Linked DNA regions of Homo sapiens: region 2 is linked to region 1. Evidence: read pairs that join two places in POLR2A ChIA-PET (ENCODE). Cell type or tissue: HepG2. All regions are shown on one strand. Links, peaks and the distances in the headings refer to the core of each region. The heading gives the core; the rest is flanking DNA.

Region 1 (10,434 bases), core at 2,993-6,992:
TCTTGTTGTGGTTTGTGGTTATTTATTTATGAGACAGAGTTTCACTCTTGTTGCCCAGGCTGGAGTGCAATGGTGCAATCTTGGCTCACTGCAACCTTCGCCTCCCAGGTTCAAGCCATTCTCCTGTCTCAGACTCCTGAGTAGCTGGGATTACAGCTGCCCACCACCACGCCCGGTTAATTTTTTGTATTTTTAGTAGAGATGGGGTTTCACCATGTTGGCCAGGCTGATTTTGAACTCCTGACCTCAGGTGATTCACCCATGTCGGCCTCCCAAAGTGCTGGGATTACAGGTGTGAGCCACAGTGCCTGGCCTGTGGTTTTGTTTTATTTATTTATTTATTTATTTTGAGACGGAGTCTTGCTCTGTCACCCAGGCTGGAGTGCAGTGGCACGATCTCGGCTCACTGCAAGCACCACGTTCTGGGTTCACGCATTCTCCTGCCTCAGCCTCCCGAATAGCTGGGACTACAGGCGCCCGCCACCACGCCCAGCTAATTTTTTGTATTTTTAGTAGAGACGAGGTTTCACCATATTAGTCAGGATGGTCTTGATTTCCTGACCTCGTGATCTGCCTGCCTTGGCCTCCCAAAGCACTGGGATTACAGGTGTGAGCCACCGTGCCTGGCCTGTGGTTTTGTTTTTAGGAGAGAGTGAGCAGCAGTGTGATTGGAGGCTTGGAGGGGAGGACTGGAGAGCCTCTCAGGAAGGGTGGGCGGCAAGCCTTTCGCTTTTAGAGAGACCCTGGTGTCAACATCTCAAGCCTTCCCTGGGCCTCTCAGTGTCTCACAGAAGAGTCTCCAATCTGCTCCTGGGGTGGGGGGGTGGGGGGATGGCAGTCCACTCTCCCCACTTCTGGAGCCTCTCAGGACCCACCTCTCCAGAGGAAGATCCTTCCATACATGAGCAAGCGCATCACCCCCTGAAGAGGGACCTGGGGTGGCTCTGAAGATTCAAGAGGAGGCAGGAGGGGCACACTGGCTTGCCTTGCTCAGTCTCCCTCTCCTCCAGCCCCAGCTAAGTCTCACCCCTCCTCCATCCACTCTGCGTCCTCCAGGGTTGGTTGGAATCTCCCATCCTCTACTGCTGCCTCTGCCTGTTCTCTCATCTTTGTCGGTTATATGTTTTGCTTCCCTCCCTTCCTCCCTTGCTCTCTTCCTCGATCCATTCCTTCTTCCTTCTTCCCCTTTTGCTGTTATTTTATGGGATTTGGGGAAGGAGAGGCTTGAATGGCAGTGACCCATTCACTGTGTGTAACTTGAGGCCCCGTGTCCACTCTGTCCTCGGGGTCCTACAACGAGAAGGACCATCTCGAGCCCGTGACCCTGGGTGGAGGTGCTGGCCCACCACGGGGCATGGGGAACCAAGTCCCCACCCAGTTCTGGATGATGCCAAGGCCTCTCTCTCTGCCTTCCAGAACATGCCCAATGTCCGTGATCATGATGCCTCTGTCTACCTCCGCCTCCAAGGGGATGCCTTGTCTGTGGGTGGCTATGAGGCCAACCCCATCTTTTGGGAGGAGGTAAGATGCCAGGGCCCTGGGATAATGGGAGGGAGTTGGGGCTGCATCTCAGCATGGAGAGGGCCTCTTTCAGGAAGTCCATCCTCCTGAAGCTCCTCAGAGGCACACCTGAGAAGTGGCCGGTCCCCTGACCCCACCAAGCTCAAAGCCATCTTGCTCTTACCCTGACGGTCCTGGCAGGCAGTCAAATACAGACCCAGGGCAGCTGGAGGGCTTTGCCTCAAAACATCCACAGAGAAGGTCTGCGCAGTGTGGAGTGATGACCTCAGAAGGGCATGAGAGCACACAAGTCCTACGTCCTTCAGCAAATGACACTGCCCTCCCAACCAGCTGCTGCAGCGGCATTTCCCCTGGCCTGGGCTGTTTCCCGGGCAGCTTCTGGGGTTAGGGCAGCCCTGCAGCCCTGTTCTATGTGTATATGCATTTAGTCCACACATGGAACGACTGAGTGGCTACTTTGGGCTAAAAACTGCTTTAATTTCTGGAGAAAGAGGGAAACTAAGATAAAAGTCCCTGACTCTGGGTGCCTATATTTTGGTGGAGAGACATACAATAAACAAACAAATGGCTGGGCACGGTGGCTCACACCTGTAATCCCAGCACTTTGGGAGGCTGAGGTGGGCGGACCACCTGAGGTCAGGAATTTGAGGCCAGCCTGGCCAACATGGTGAAATCCCAACTCTACTAAAAATACAAAAATTAGCCAGGTGTGGTGGCGGGCACCTGTAATCCCAGCTACTTGGGAGGCTGAGGCAGGAGAATCACTTGAACCCGGGAGATGGAGGTGGCAGTGAGCCGAGATCGCACCACTTTACTCCAGCCTGGGTGACAGAGTGAGACTGTTACAAACAAACAAACAAACAAATGAACAAGGAATGAAATTCTGGAAGATGATCGCGCACTGAATAAAATTAGCAGGTTAAGGATCAGCCTAGAGAGACTGGAGCAGAAGGATATCCTTTAGATGGGTGGTCAGGGCAGGGTTTTTCAGGGAGGGGACATCCAAGCAGAGCCCTGCACCGCGACAACAAACCAGCGTGCCAGGTCTGGGTGAAGAACTGCCCCATTGAGGGGTGAAGGCCTTGAGCTCACACAAGCTTGCTCTTCCCAAAGAGCTGCAGGAAGGTCAGGGTGGCGGGCCCAGTGGTAGAGGTAGGCAGGCTGGCACATGCCATACAGGGCTTTGGGGCCATCGTGAGCTGCAGGGGGCCAGAGGAGGCTTGTGAGTAGGGAAGGGGCATGGTGGGATCTAGGGGAGTGGGTGGAGGCCTGGGCTGGGGTGGGGAGGGGGAGCAGACAGACCTTGCTGATGGGTTGGTGGGTGGGGGAGACAAACGGCTGGGACGTGTGGGTGACCACCAGCCCTCTAATGCATCTGATTCAGCAGAGGCTGGCCTGGCAGCCATCACAAGGCAGGTTTGGCATGGGGATGCATGGCCTTCTTGGGGACAACGGAGATGTTCCCCTGCCCTGCCTTGGCAGGTGTCAGACAAGTTTGCCTTCGGCCTCTTTGACCTGGACTGGGAGGTGTTCACCCAGCACATTGAAGGCGCCATCAACAGGGTCCCCGTGCTGGAGAAGACAGGAATCAAGTCCACGGTCTGCGGCCCTGGTGAGTGACAGCCTCGGAGCTGGGGTGGGCGTCCATGGGTCCTTTGGTCTGATGACTGTTAGTAGTGATGCCCCGTGAGACCAGCCTGTGTCACACAGGGGACCCAGGGCTGTCCCCGGTCCCTCTCGCTGCTTGGCTCCAGCAGCCCTGGGTACTAGGTGTGGCCTTTATTCCCCTCTACGGGCGAGAGGCCTGGGCTTCACAAGGGCCATCATCTGCCCCAAGCACGAGGCCAGGGCCTCCTCCTGCCTCAAGGGTGGCTGGTCCTGGCTTCCCCACCTGGGCTTCTTCATCCCTAGACTTGACTTGTCCCTGGAATTCTGTGTTTTCATCTGTAAAATGGGAATAGCGGGCCACATCCCAGCACCCTGTGAGGCTGAGCCAGGAATGGAAGGGCTGAGACCTTCCCTGATGAGAGGCTTATACAGCTGTGAGTCCCAGTTCTGCCTCCAGCCCCAGCCCCCACCGCTCCCAGAGAGCACTGCCCTGGCCAGGACCCCATGCTGCTGGCCTCCCTCCTGTTCTTGGCGGCTTGCACCTGGAGGCCAGCTCAGCGGGGGAAGGTTCTTGTGTCAAGATTCCCCTAACTCTGGCCCTCCTTGCTAGCCCCAGGAGAACTTAGCTGGAAGAGGCTGGAGCAAAAAGGTGGGCTCAGCTCCCAGATGCCCCACGTGGGTCATCCACAGCGCAGCTCAGCCCCACCCCACCCTACTGGCCTGGGGAGCCTGGAAGGCTCTGCCCCAGGGGGCGGGTGTGGGGCTGAGGCTGCTGGCCTGGGGAGCCCGGAAGGCTCTGCCCCAGGGGGCGGGTGTGGGGCTGAGGCTGCTGGCCTGGGCCCTGGCAAAGGTGCACTCTCTGGGAAGCAGGAGGGGCTGCAGCTGACCTTGGCACCCCAGTGTTTATAACCACGGGACTTTGAGCCAGACGTCCCTGAGTTGAGTGTGGGGCAGCCCAGGAGCTACCGGTGACCCCAGAGCACCAGCATTCCTTCATGAGGGCATTCATTCTACATTAAGTGGCACTTCGTCGGTGGTGGAGGCAGGCACGCTCAGGGCCAGCGCCCTCCTTCTGGCAGGGGAGACCCAATGCAAGTCACTGATCACAGCCCGTGGGTGGGTGCTCTGACACGAGGCATGGGGTGACTGGGTGGCCACAGCCTGAGGACACAGACGGGCGGCCAGGAGGAGGGGCAGCCTAGCCCGGCCCTGGAGGGCGAGTCAGCGCTGGGCCTGCCGCGGATACGTGATCTGAGCAGGGGAGCACCAGGTGGGCACAGACAATCCCCCACATTGGGGTTCCAGCAGAATCACATGGTGTTCCCCACTGCTTCCTGGTAGGGGGAGCTCTGGCCCCGCTTCAGGGCTGGGAGAGAGGTTCAGGAAGACACAGTGTTGCCCCCAGGGAAACTTCGTGTCAGAAGCCTGGTGAGTCCCTCTGTGCCTTTAGTGAAGGGCACTGGAATGGGTGCCCTCTGGAGTAGGTGCATCTGTGAGATGGTGACGGAGCACTGACTCGGCAGGGTGGCCTAGGGACCAGAAGCCACAGGGGCGGTGCAGGGCATAGGCCAGGCCCAGCAGCTGTAGAGAGCATTTGAGTAGAGGTGGGCGGCACAAAGCGGGGAGCCCAGGGACTTCCACGGGCCATGCAGGGAGCGGATGAGGGCCCTAAAGACAGGGAAGAGTCCCGACACAGAAGGGCTGTGGCCACCGAGGAGTCCAGCCCCCTCTGTCCTGGCACGCTCAGCATCTGCTCAGCCGTCAGCAGGGGCTACTTGAATGAATTCGACTCCTATGGGAGCCTTTGGAGTGAAGTGCAGCCCCGGGGAGAAGCAGATAGAGCCCCAGGGGCCGGGGCAGCGTGCAGGGTAGGAGCACACAGCCGTGACTCACTGCCCCCACCCCGCAGCTTGCGTGGGTCTGGCAGCGAGAAACACAGGCCCGGAAGAATCCCAGGGGCACAGATAACCCCAGGCGTCTCTCTGTCTCTCTCTATCTTTCTCTTCCTCTCGTTTTAATTAGCCTGGGGAGCCGGTACTCCCCACGAAGCCCTATTTTGGGGAAGATGTGCAGGCAAGGACATCTTGGATCTGGTCTGTCGGCTGGATGGGAGACTGGTGGGGAATCAGCATTTCTCCTTGCCAGGCACGGCCAATGGCCTTTGGCCTCCAGGAAAGAGCAGGGAAGTCCCAGGCCCCCGTGACTTAGGGAGCGCCTGGGAGGGCAGGCAGAGCTCTCATTCCAGGATGGTGGAGCTCACCAAGGTCAGGGTGGGAGCCGCAGGCCTGGCCCCTGGCCATGTTGCCTGGAGGTCCCATGTGTCCTCGGGTTACTCAACCCGCATGAGTCATTTGTGAAACATCCAAGAGACCCTTGTTCCCTGCAGCTGCCCCTCCGCTAGCTCTTGATAGCGCTCCCCGCAGATTCCCTGTGAGGTTGTTCAGAGCTTCTTTCCTGCCCTCCCTGGGCCTAGAAATAGTTCCAGCCCTCCCAAGGTGCTCCCTGGGCCATCCCCAAACCCAGCCCAGGTTACCTCCCCAATCCCCCCTTTTTTAAAGGTCTTGCTGTGTTGCCCAGGCTGCAGAGCAGTGGTGCGATTTTGGCTCCCTGCAGCCTCTACCTCCTGGGCTCAAGCCATCCTCCCTTCTCCGCCTCCTGAGTAGCTGGAACTACAGGCTCGCTCCACCACATCCGGCTAATTTTTTGATTTTTTTGTAGAGATGCCGTCTCGCTATGTTGCTCAGGCTGGTCCTGAGCTCCTGGGCTCCAGACATCCGCCTGCCTTGGCCTCCCAAAGTACTGGGATTACAGGCGTGAGCCACTGCACCCGGCCTCAGCTCACTCTTTCTGCCCCATCGTCACCTTCTCTGGAGCCTTCCTTGTCTCTCACCCAGATGGCTGCTCCGGCCTCTGCCCTCTGCCCTGATAACCCAGGCCCTCCACGTAGGGCCCTGCCCCTCTAGCCTGCCTCCTCCACCCTCCCCTGCAGTGGCCCTGCCACCTTCTGCCCCTCAAGGAGCCCTGCCTCTCCTGGCCAGGCTCTTAGCCCAGGCTCCCCGTGGCTCTCTGCCCCCTCAGCTCCTAGCGTGGGGGCCCTGATTGCTCTCCAGGGAGCGGGACGGCACTTGCTCCTGATCTGCATGCAGAGGATGACCCCCCAGACTTGGAGCCATCCCCGTATCATCGTTCACGAACGAAGTGCCCTGGGGTCCCTCAGACCAGGGCCGGCCGCTTCCTCATCTAGAGTCTAACATGGTGTGGTGCTGGGGTGCCAACAGTAGCAGCTGGCACCTCAGTGACGCGTGGCCCTCAGTTCATCGTATTTTCTTTACGAGACCGTCTGTTTTTTGCTTATTTAAGTATTTGCTCCCTCCCTCCGTCAGCTCCTCGAGGGCTGGGACATGTCCTGCTCAGCGCTGCCTCCCAGGGCCAAGCCCAGGACATGAACGTCTGTAGGCTGGCGAGCGCACAGCTCTGTGGAGGTTCTGCTATCCCAGTTTTATAGACTAGGACGCTAAGCCTTGCTCAGAGAGGCGAAGTGACTCGCCCAATGCCACACAGCTAGGAAGGGGTGAAGCAGGTTTTGAATCCAGGACTGTGGCCACAGAGAGCCAGGGTTCCCCTCCCACCGTGTCCTGGCCTCTGTCTGAGGCTCAGCTGTGGCCGCCGGAGTGGGACATTGGTCTCCTCCCCCGCAGAAGTTGGGAGCCTTTGTTGGCTCAACAGACATTTATCAAGCACCTGCACTTGCTGGGCTCTGACCCTGTGCTGGGCGGGGGGAAGTGGAGTGAGAAAACTGGTCTCTGCCCTCTCAAGGTCCAGTGGGCAGGAGTGACAAGTCTCTGGCAGGGACACAGCAGGACGCTGGTGCACTGGGGGAGCCGCAGCATGGTCTCCAGGGTCAGAGAAGGGCTCCTTGTCGGCAGGACAACGGCCACAAGACAGCGGGACCCCACCAGGCAGAACCCAGCCAGGTCGCCGTCAGCTGGTTCTGGCAGCACACGTGGAGGGGCTCAGAGAGCACGGGCAGGAGCCAGCGGGGAGGCCCCCATGAGGAAGTGGCGCTGAGCAGGGCCTAGAGGAGGGAGGGGGTTGGGTGGAGGGGCCCCTGCAGACCCTGCCTGATCACTGCTCTCTTGGAAGACCTCACCCCAAGAGTATGTGCACTGCAAAAGGGACTCCAGGCCTCTCTCTCCTTCTTTCAGAATCCTTCACGCCCGACCACAAGCCCCTGATGGGGGAGGCACCTGAGCTCCGAGGGTTCTTCCTGGGCTGTGGCTTCAACAGCGCAGGTGAGTCCGGGCAGCAGCCCTCCTGGCCCCCAAGAGGGAGGTCCTGTCATTCCCAGAGCTCTGGGGGAGGCGGGCGCAGGAGCACCGTGGCCCCCGACAGTGGTGGGGACAGGAGAGGCTGGGGAGTCCAGCCCCTTCTGCTTCCCAGAGAGTGCACCTGTGCCAGGGTCCAGTCCAGCAGCAGTCCAATCAGGAGGCGTGCAGCACCCCAGGTGTGAGAGCAGAGCTTGGAGTGTCTGTGCTGTCCGTGGAGATGGGGGCACATGTTTGGACATGGGTGGGGGACCCTGGGGGGCAGACCGCAGCCCTGCGCTTCTCTTCCTGCCAGGAATGATGCTGGGTGGTGGCTGTGGGCAGGAGCTGGCCCACTGGATCATCCATGGGCGCCCGGAGAAGGACATGCATGGCTATGACATCAGGTAAGTGCCCATTGGGACCTAAGGGCAGGGCCCGCCACTCAGGACAGGTGGCGTGGGGTAAACAGCGAGGGCTACTGAGAAAGGAGCCTTGCCTGAAATCCAGGTGGCTTCCTGGAAGGGGCAGCAGTGAGGGAGGAAGGCCACCAGCAGAAGGTGGGCAGTGCTGAGGGGGTGGCTGGGGGGCAGGTCCACGCCCCTTTACAGCTTTGAAGATCTCTTGTCCCAGGGTCCTGCCTGAGCCCCTGGACAGCTCTGGAGTCATCAGTGGGATGGCATCACCCCACCTCACAGATGGGGAGACTGAGGCCTGGGGGCAGGAGGGAGCGGGGCTGAGCTGGGAAAACTGTGCTGAGTGTGTATGCCGCGGCTTGCAGCCAGGCAGCCCCGGCTGTCCCGTTCAATCGTACACTGACAAAGCGGCCAGGAATGAGACCCAGTGCAAGCCACTTCCTCGTCTCTAATGCAGGGTGATGGGGAGGGGCTGTGGAGGTTCTGGGAGCAGGGAGGGCATTTGTACTGGTGAGGCACCCAGCATGGGGTCTGCACATGGAAACGCTAAGTCATCCCCAGCCGAGGCATGGACTGGGGTGCTGGTGGCCAGAGCCGGTGACGGCAGCCTATCCCGATGGCCTTCTGCCAGTCAGGGCCATCTCTTGCAGAGCACAGGACAGTGGTGCAGGCGCTCCCCGGCAAGGGGGGAGGCTCCTCCTGTGTCTCGTCCTCATGGCGGTGGCCTCTCCGACCCACACAGCAGGGCCTGTGGCCCGGGCCACTCCCCGTGCGTTGTGGGGTGGCTGTCGAGGCAGGACGGCTTGGAGGGAGCCCGGCCTCCGGGTCTCTCCAGCCCACTCTGCTCCCGGCTGCTGCTGCTGGTGGACAGCCTCCCTGGGGAGGCAGTAGGTGGGTGGGCTCCGGAGGGAGAAGGCCTGGCTCAGCTCGGTGCGCCCCTCGCCTCTGCTGACCTAGTCCTTTCCTGGCCTGATGAGGACATTACGCCCACTGTGGAGAAGAATGTCTGACCCCACGGAGACAGTGACACTGAGGCCCCCCAGCTGCCACCCCTCCATGGCACCCGACACAGTGAAGCCTCCTCTGGCTGACTCAGAGCCCGTCTGGGCCTGCGCCCCTGCACTCTCCCAAGCGAGGAATGTCCCGGAAATGATAAAACTGTAAAGGACTTCAAGGAAGGGCCAATTCAGGCCCCTCCTGCTGCAAACAGCAAAATGGAGGTGACTTGCCTGAAGTCACCCGGCTTTTGAACCAGAGCCAGGTAGGGACCCAGCTCCCTCCCCAGGAGGGACAGTCTTCATGCCCTGGCCTCCCTTGGGGATTCCAGCTCTGGAACCCACCAACCAGGGTTCTGTGTGGCCTCTCTGTGCCTCTGTATCCTCGGCTGCAAAATGGAGCTGCCCAGCCTGCCCAGCTCCTGACCTGGGGCCTAGTCCCGCACTCAGCAGACAGGATGTTTGCTCATGGGCTGGCAGAGGCCCTGAGGCGACCCCTGGCAAGTTGGGGGCAGGCCTGGGCCTCCCTCGGTCAGCTGTCTTCCTTCCATCACTGGGACTTTGGCGGGAGTGTGCCATGGGCTGCTCTGGGGCTGGGAGCCAAGGGCACAGGTGGGGAGCCCCTGAGAGCTGGAGTACAGCAGGAGGAGGAGCACCCACCCTGGAGTACAGCAGCAGGAGGAGCACCCACCCTGTTGGTCCCAGACCCCTGCCAAGCAGCCTGGCTGGTGGCACCCAGGGCACACAGGCTAATGCCGTCCTCAGCCCAGCCGTCACTGACGTGGGGCTTCCAAACCCCTTCAGTGTGCCAGAGTGGACGGCCGCCACCAGCAGGACCAGCCACCGGCCCCCAAGGGCTGTAGCACTAATGCAATGTTCTGCCACCTCGGGCCTGCGCCCGGGGACTGAGACAAGACACAGACCCTGAAGGAGAGAGACAGAGCGAGGAGAGGAAGGAGGTGCCTGAGAAAGTCGTTGAAAGACCCAGAAAAGAAAGTGAACAGAGAGCGTCGGCGCCAGAACGGAGCTCTCCCCTGCTCAGAGACTCCTGGTTGCTCCCCTCAGGCCAGAGCCAGAACACGCGTGGGTCGTCCTTCATCATACACATGGGAGACACGCACAGCGAGGGGGCGTCCCGGGAGACCAGGCAGCCTGAGCCGTCCCTGGGTGCGGGGCCTGTCTGGGCTCCGGGCTGCGCGTGAGGGTCCCAGGGCTGACCGGGCACCAGGGGGCTTCCAGGCCATGGCAGCCGCCCTGCGCGTGAGTTCCTTTTGAAATCAGATAAGAGGCTGTCTCTCCAGCCCCATATCTGTCAGCTGCATGGCCCTTGGTCAGTCGCTCCTGTTCTCTGAGCCTCAGTTTCGCCACCTGGAAAATGGGAACAATGTACCACCCTCTTGGAGCGCACTCGAGGCTCATGCGTGTGGACGCTTGGCCCAGTACCCAACAGAGGCAGAGCCAGAGTGTGGGCTGGGCTGTTTTTTCAGGGAAATTCCTTGGGGACCAGGTGAGCCAGGGAAGAGTTGCTCTTTATTTAAGTGAAAAGGGTGGTCTGGGCCGGCCTGGTCCCTCTGCCCACTTGCTCACAGG
Region 2 (4,000 bases), core at 1-4,000, 53 kb before region 1:
GTGCTGGGTACAGAGTGTTTCCATTCTTTCCTTTATAAAGGCTGTTGCAGTCAGTGTCCGTGCTGGTCAGTCTTGGCATCTTTTGCAGATTATTTTTTCTAGAAACATTTGGGGGAGTTGCTGGTACCTTCGAGGTACTGACCACCCACCATGGGCTGGCGGGATGTGGGGAGTTCTGAGGAGTCCAGGAAGCTAGTCTCCCCCACATGAACCAAGAGGTGGGAGAGGGAGGCCAGGTCACTGGGGGAGGACTTCCTGGAGGTGGCAGCAGCTGTCAGTGAGTGTGTACGCCCTGCAGGAGTTGGTGGAGTACTACCAGTGCCACTCACTGAAGGAGAGCTTCAAGCAGCTGGACACCACACTCAAGTACCCCTACAAGTCCCGGGAACGTTCGGCCTCCAGGGCCTCCAGCCGGTCCCCAGGTAACGCCCCGGCCCAGCCGGCACACCAGCACTCCTCGGAGGGGTCTGCCCTGGCCCACTTCCCAGGGCTCAGATCCTGCCCTCACAGACCCAGACCAGGAGTCCCACCCTGGGGAACACAGCCCCCGCCCCTCCCCCAGCCATCGCAGATGCTGTCATGTGGCATCTCCTGGGCCATGTGACAGGCGGGGACTCTGCACCTGCTCAGAATTGCTACTCTGTGTCTTGGCTTCTTCACCCAGAGACCAGTGGGGGTTGGAGGGGCCAGGTCCAGGCAGAGACCCCTGCGCATGGAGCTGTCACAGGTGGGAGAGAAAAGGGCAGGCCCACCTGTTCCCAGATCCCTCCCTGTGCCCAGCCCCTGGGCCTCCTCTGTGAGAGGCAGCCTGTTTGCAGGTTGGACTCCACAGCTCAGAACAGGGAAGGCCACACGGAATCAGGGGCAGGGGCAGGCCCCGAGCATGCGGCTTCCCGCTCAGGACTCTCTCCAGAGTCACCCCACGTCCTCCAGCCTGCAGGGTCCTGCAGGGCCATGGGTCTCACACAGGCCGAGCTGGACAGGAGAGGAACAGCTGGCCTTAGTGAGCACCTGCTATGTGCCAGGCGAGGGCATGAGAGGAGGTGGTCCCAATTTGCTCTCGAGTACACGGGTGCATAGAGTGGTTCCAGGGTAGCTCAGGTGTGGCCGAGTGGCACCTGTGCCTGGGTGGGGCTTGACAACCCGTGCTGCCCCCTGCCTCCTTTGCCCCCCTGTAGGGCCTCTCCTGCCAAAGGGCCTGCCCCACCCCATGCCCCCCGGCCTGTAGCTGTGCCCACCGTGACTGTGCGTGGATGCCCTGCTGCCCGCCTCACGTTCTCTCTCGCCTCTTTGCAGCTTCCTGTGCTTCCTACAACTTTTCTTTTCTCAGTCCTCAGGGCCTCAGCTTTGCTTCTCAGGGCCCCTCCGCTCCCTTCTGGTCAGGTACCGCTGCTCCCCAGGGCGTGGGGGGACCGGGCCTGTGGCAGCTGCCTTGGGAGACCCAGCACGGAGCTGCCCACTGGCCCCACAGCCCTGCCTGACGTGGCCACAGTTGTCCGCAGTCTGGCACTGGGTGGAGGGGAGAAAGGGGCTGGGGAGGCCGGGCAGAGGCTGCTGCGAGCACCTGAGGACACGTCAGGCTTGGCCCTGCCATTGTCACCACCCACCCCCTGTGGACACGCCCACCCTGATGGCCACTTTCCCAGCCCCGTCCACTGTCATTCCTCCTTGTTCATCAAGAGCTTTGCCTCTGGTAGCAGAAAGCAGGTGGCCACGAGGAGGAGCTGTGGGACTTGGGTGCAGGGAGGAGGGGTTTTCAGTCAGCCTTGACCTCATGGCTTTCGGCTGCCAGAGTCAAAGTCCCTTCCCAGCAGCTGTGTGTGTTTCGCCCTCAGCCATGGTCATTGTCACCTGTCTATCAGGATTCTGCATCTGGGCCAAGCTGGTTCCACTGGGTTTCTGGTTGGATTTGGGGGACCACTGGAATGATGATGGTCAAAGCCTGGGCACCTGCTCTTGTCCCTAAGAACATCCTCATTGCAGGGACTTGGATGTGCTGTGTCCCCAGACCCAGAGGGCAAGGGGCCCTGGGATTGGAGGCCAGTGTGTCCCTCCAGAGCCTTTCTGCTTGACATCCTTCCTCTCTGGGTACAGAGCAGGGTTCTGGGCACCAGGGGAGAGACCCAGCTTGGCCCAAGGGCCTCCTGGATCACTGGTTGGGCTCCTCCTGCAGCTGTGTGATGCTGCCCATCTCCCTCAACAGTGTTCACGCCCCGCGTCATCGGCACAGCTGTGGCCAGGTATAACTTTGCCGCCCGAGATATGAGGGAGCTTTCGCTGCGGGAGGGTGACGTGGTGAGGATCTACAGCCGCATCGGCGGAGACCAGGGCTGGTGGAAGGGCGAGACCAACGGACGGGTGAGTGGCCCCACCCTGAGGGTGTGGGGCTGGCCTCGCTGCAGCCCCTACCTGGTCGGGCTCAGGCAGACTAGCACCACACCTATGTCCACACCCCAGGCCCTGTTCCAGACACCCTCTGCAATCTCCCTCATCCTCACAGCAGCCCAGAAGGTTGGCATTCACAGGGGGAAACCGAGGCTCCAGATGTTTACCACGAACCCAAGGTCACACAGCCAGAAATCGGCTACAGAGGTCTGATGCGGATCCAGGCTCCTAGGAACCCCCCGACCCTGTTCCATTTTTATTCTGGGCTGCCCTCATAGCTGCACTCGCCAAATTACTTGCAAGTCCCCAAGCTCTGTTTGCGGGAAGGGAGGTCACAGGACTGAGGAGGACACGGTGTCCTTGCTGGGCTCCTCCTGCCATTTTCTAAGGCCCTATCTATGCCCTGGTGAGGCAGTAGGGACACAGTGTGTCCCCAATCCCTTCACACTTTCCCAAGTGCCAGGTGGGCCTAAGAGTGCCCTGGCCACCCTAAGATTCTGCATATGTCTGTGGCCTCTTCATCCCAACACCCCATCTGGACCTCTAGCTTTGACCCATGTCTCTCAGTACCTATCCATCCAAGCACCAGAGCTCCCTGTGCCACCAATTAGAAAATGCCCAGCTTTCTCTGTGAGCTGCAAGCTGCACAGGGCAGGTGGATGGGGCTTCAGAGGGCCAGTTAACCTTGGCTCCCAGTGCTGACCCTTCCATTGTCCAGTGGCCGGAGCAGCTCTGCCTTCACCTATCAGTCTGCCCCTTGGAGGCCCTCAAGTCTGACCCATTTTTTACCCAACTGCCCTATAGAAGTGTCAAGGCTACTGAGGCTTAGGTAGCCCACCTAGGGGGCTGGGACCACTGGTTCTCAAAGTGGTCCTTGTGTGATTGGCATTAAAAGTGCCTGAAGCTGTAATTTAATAAGCACATACCTGGGCTCTTTCCCAGATCCAGGTATTTTCTATACAGCATTAAGTTTTAGAACAACTAGTTTGAGTATTACTGGATAATTCCTGTCAATTTGACCCTGTTACCATTATGAAACGTCTTTTCTTTTCTCTGGCATTTATTCTTGCTGTAGTCTCCTTGATCTGCTTTTGTGACACCAGCTTTCTTGGGATTACTGCTTTGTGTGGCATATTATTTTCTCTCATACTACTTAAACTTTTCTATTTCCTTATATTTAAAATGGATTTCTTATAAATAGTTGGGGAAGCCAGTCTGGTCTGACAGTCTTTGGCTTTTAATAGGCATATATAGCCCATTTACATTTAATGTAATTACTGAGCTGTTTGGGTTTAAATTATCTAACTTTATTTTCTAGTTGTCACATCTACTCCTTTTTTCTTCTTTCCTGCCTACTTTTGAATTAATCAATATATTTTTAATTCTACTTCCCCTGCCCTACATTGGTTTGTTAGTTACACACTTTTTTTCTTAAGTGGTAACCTTAGACTAGAGGTTACCTTAAATGAGTACTTTTTTACTATTTCCCAGACAATGCAAGGAAGGACCTTGCGACTTTTGATTGCATCCATTTTCCTCCCAACTTTTGTGCAAGCGTTCTCATGTATCTTAATTCTATATATATTCAAACCTTAGAAGACATTGTTTTTGTTTT

What was found. ChIA-PET counts read pairs that join two places held together with the same protein. Peaks named below come from ENCODE experiments on the same cell type or tissue, not always from the same donor. Only the 100,000 strongest peaks of a DNase experiment are listed, where the experiment ranks them.
Region 2: POLR2A ChIA-PET joins it to region 1 with 12 read pairs; 1 of 35 experiments calls an interaction of 5 or more read pairs at or near these places.

The regions. Positions count from the first base shown.
Region 1 is chr9:133,710,025-133,720,458 of GRCh38, reverse strand. SARDH (sarcosine dehydrogenase) reads left to right here. Exons shown (of 21, transcript NM_001134707.2): 7 at 1,417-1,521; 8 at 3,004-3,133; 9 at 7,335-7,421; 10 at 7,750-7,840. Among named protein-coding and RNA genes, the nearest start is that of SARDH, 23 kb to the left of the region's middle. RefSeq lists enhancers at 3,451-4,152, 4,153-4,856, 8,373-9,076. In HepG2, for the core only: a CTCF peak has its summit at 4,478; DNase peaks (open chromatin) are centred at 4,078, 4,488, 5,448 and 6,898; H3K4me3 peaks cover 1,683 bases.
Region 2 is chr9:133,766,800-133,770,799 of GRCh38, reverse strand. VAV2 (vav guanine nucleotide exchange factor 2) reads left to right here. Exons shown (of 30, transcript NM_001134398.2): 27 at 299-422; 28 at 1,297-1,383; 29 at 2,204-2,358. Among named protein-coding and RNA genes, the nearest start is that of SARDH, 30 kb to the right of the region's middle. In HepG2, for the core only: a CTCF peak has its summit at 1,724 (motif pointing right); a DNase peak (open chromatin) is centred at 1,719.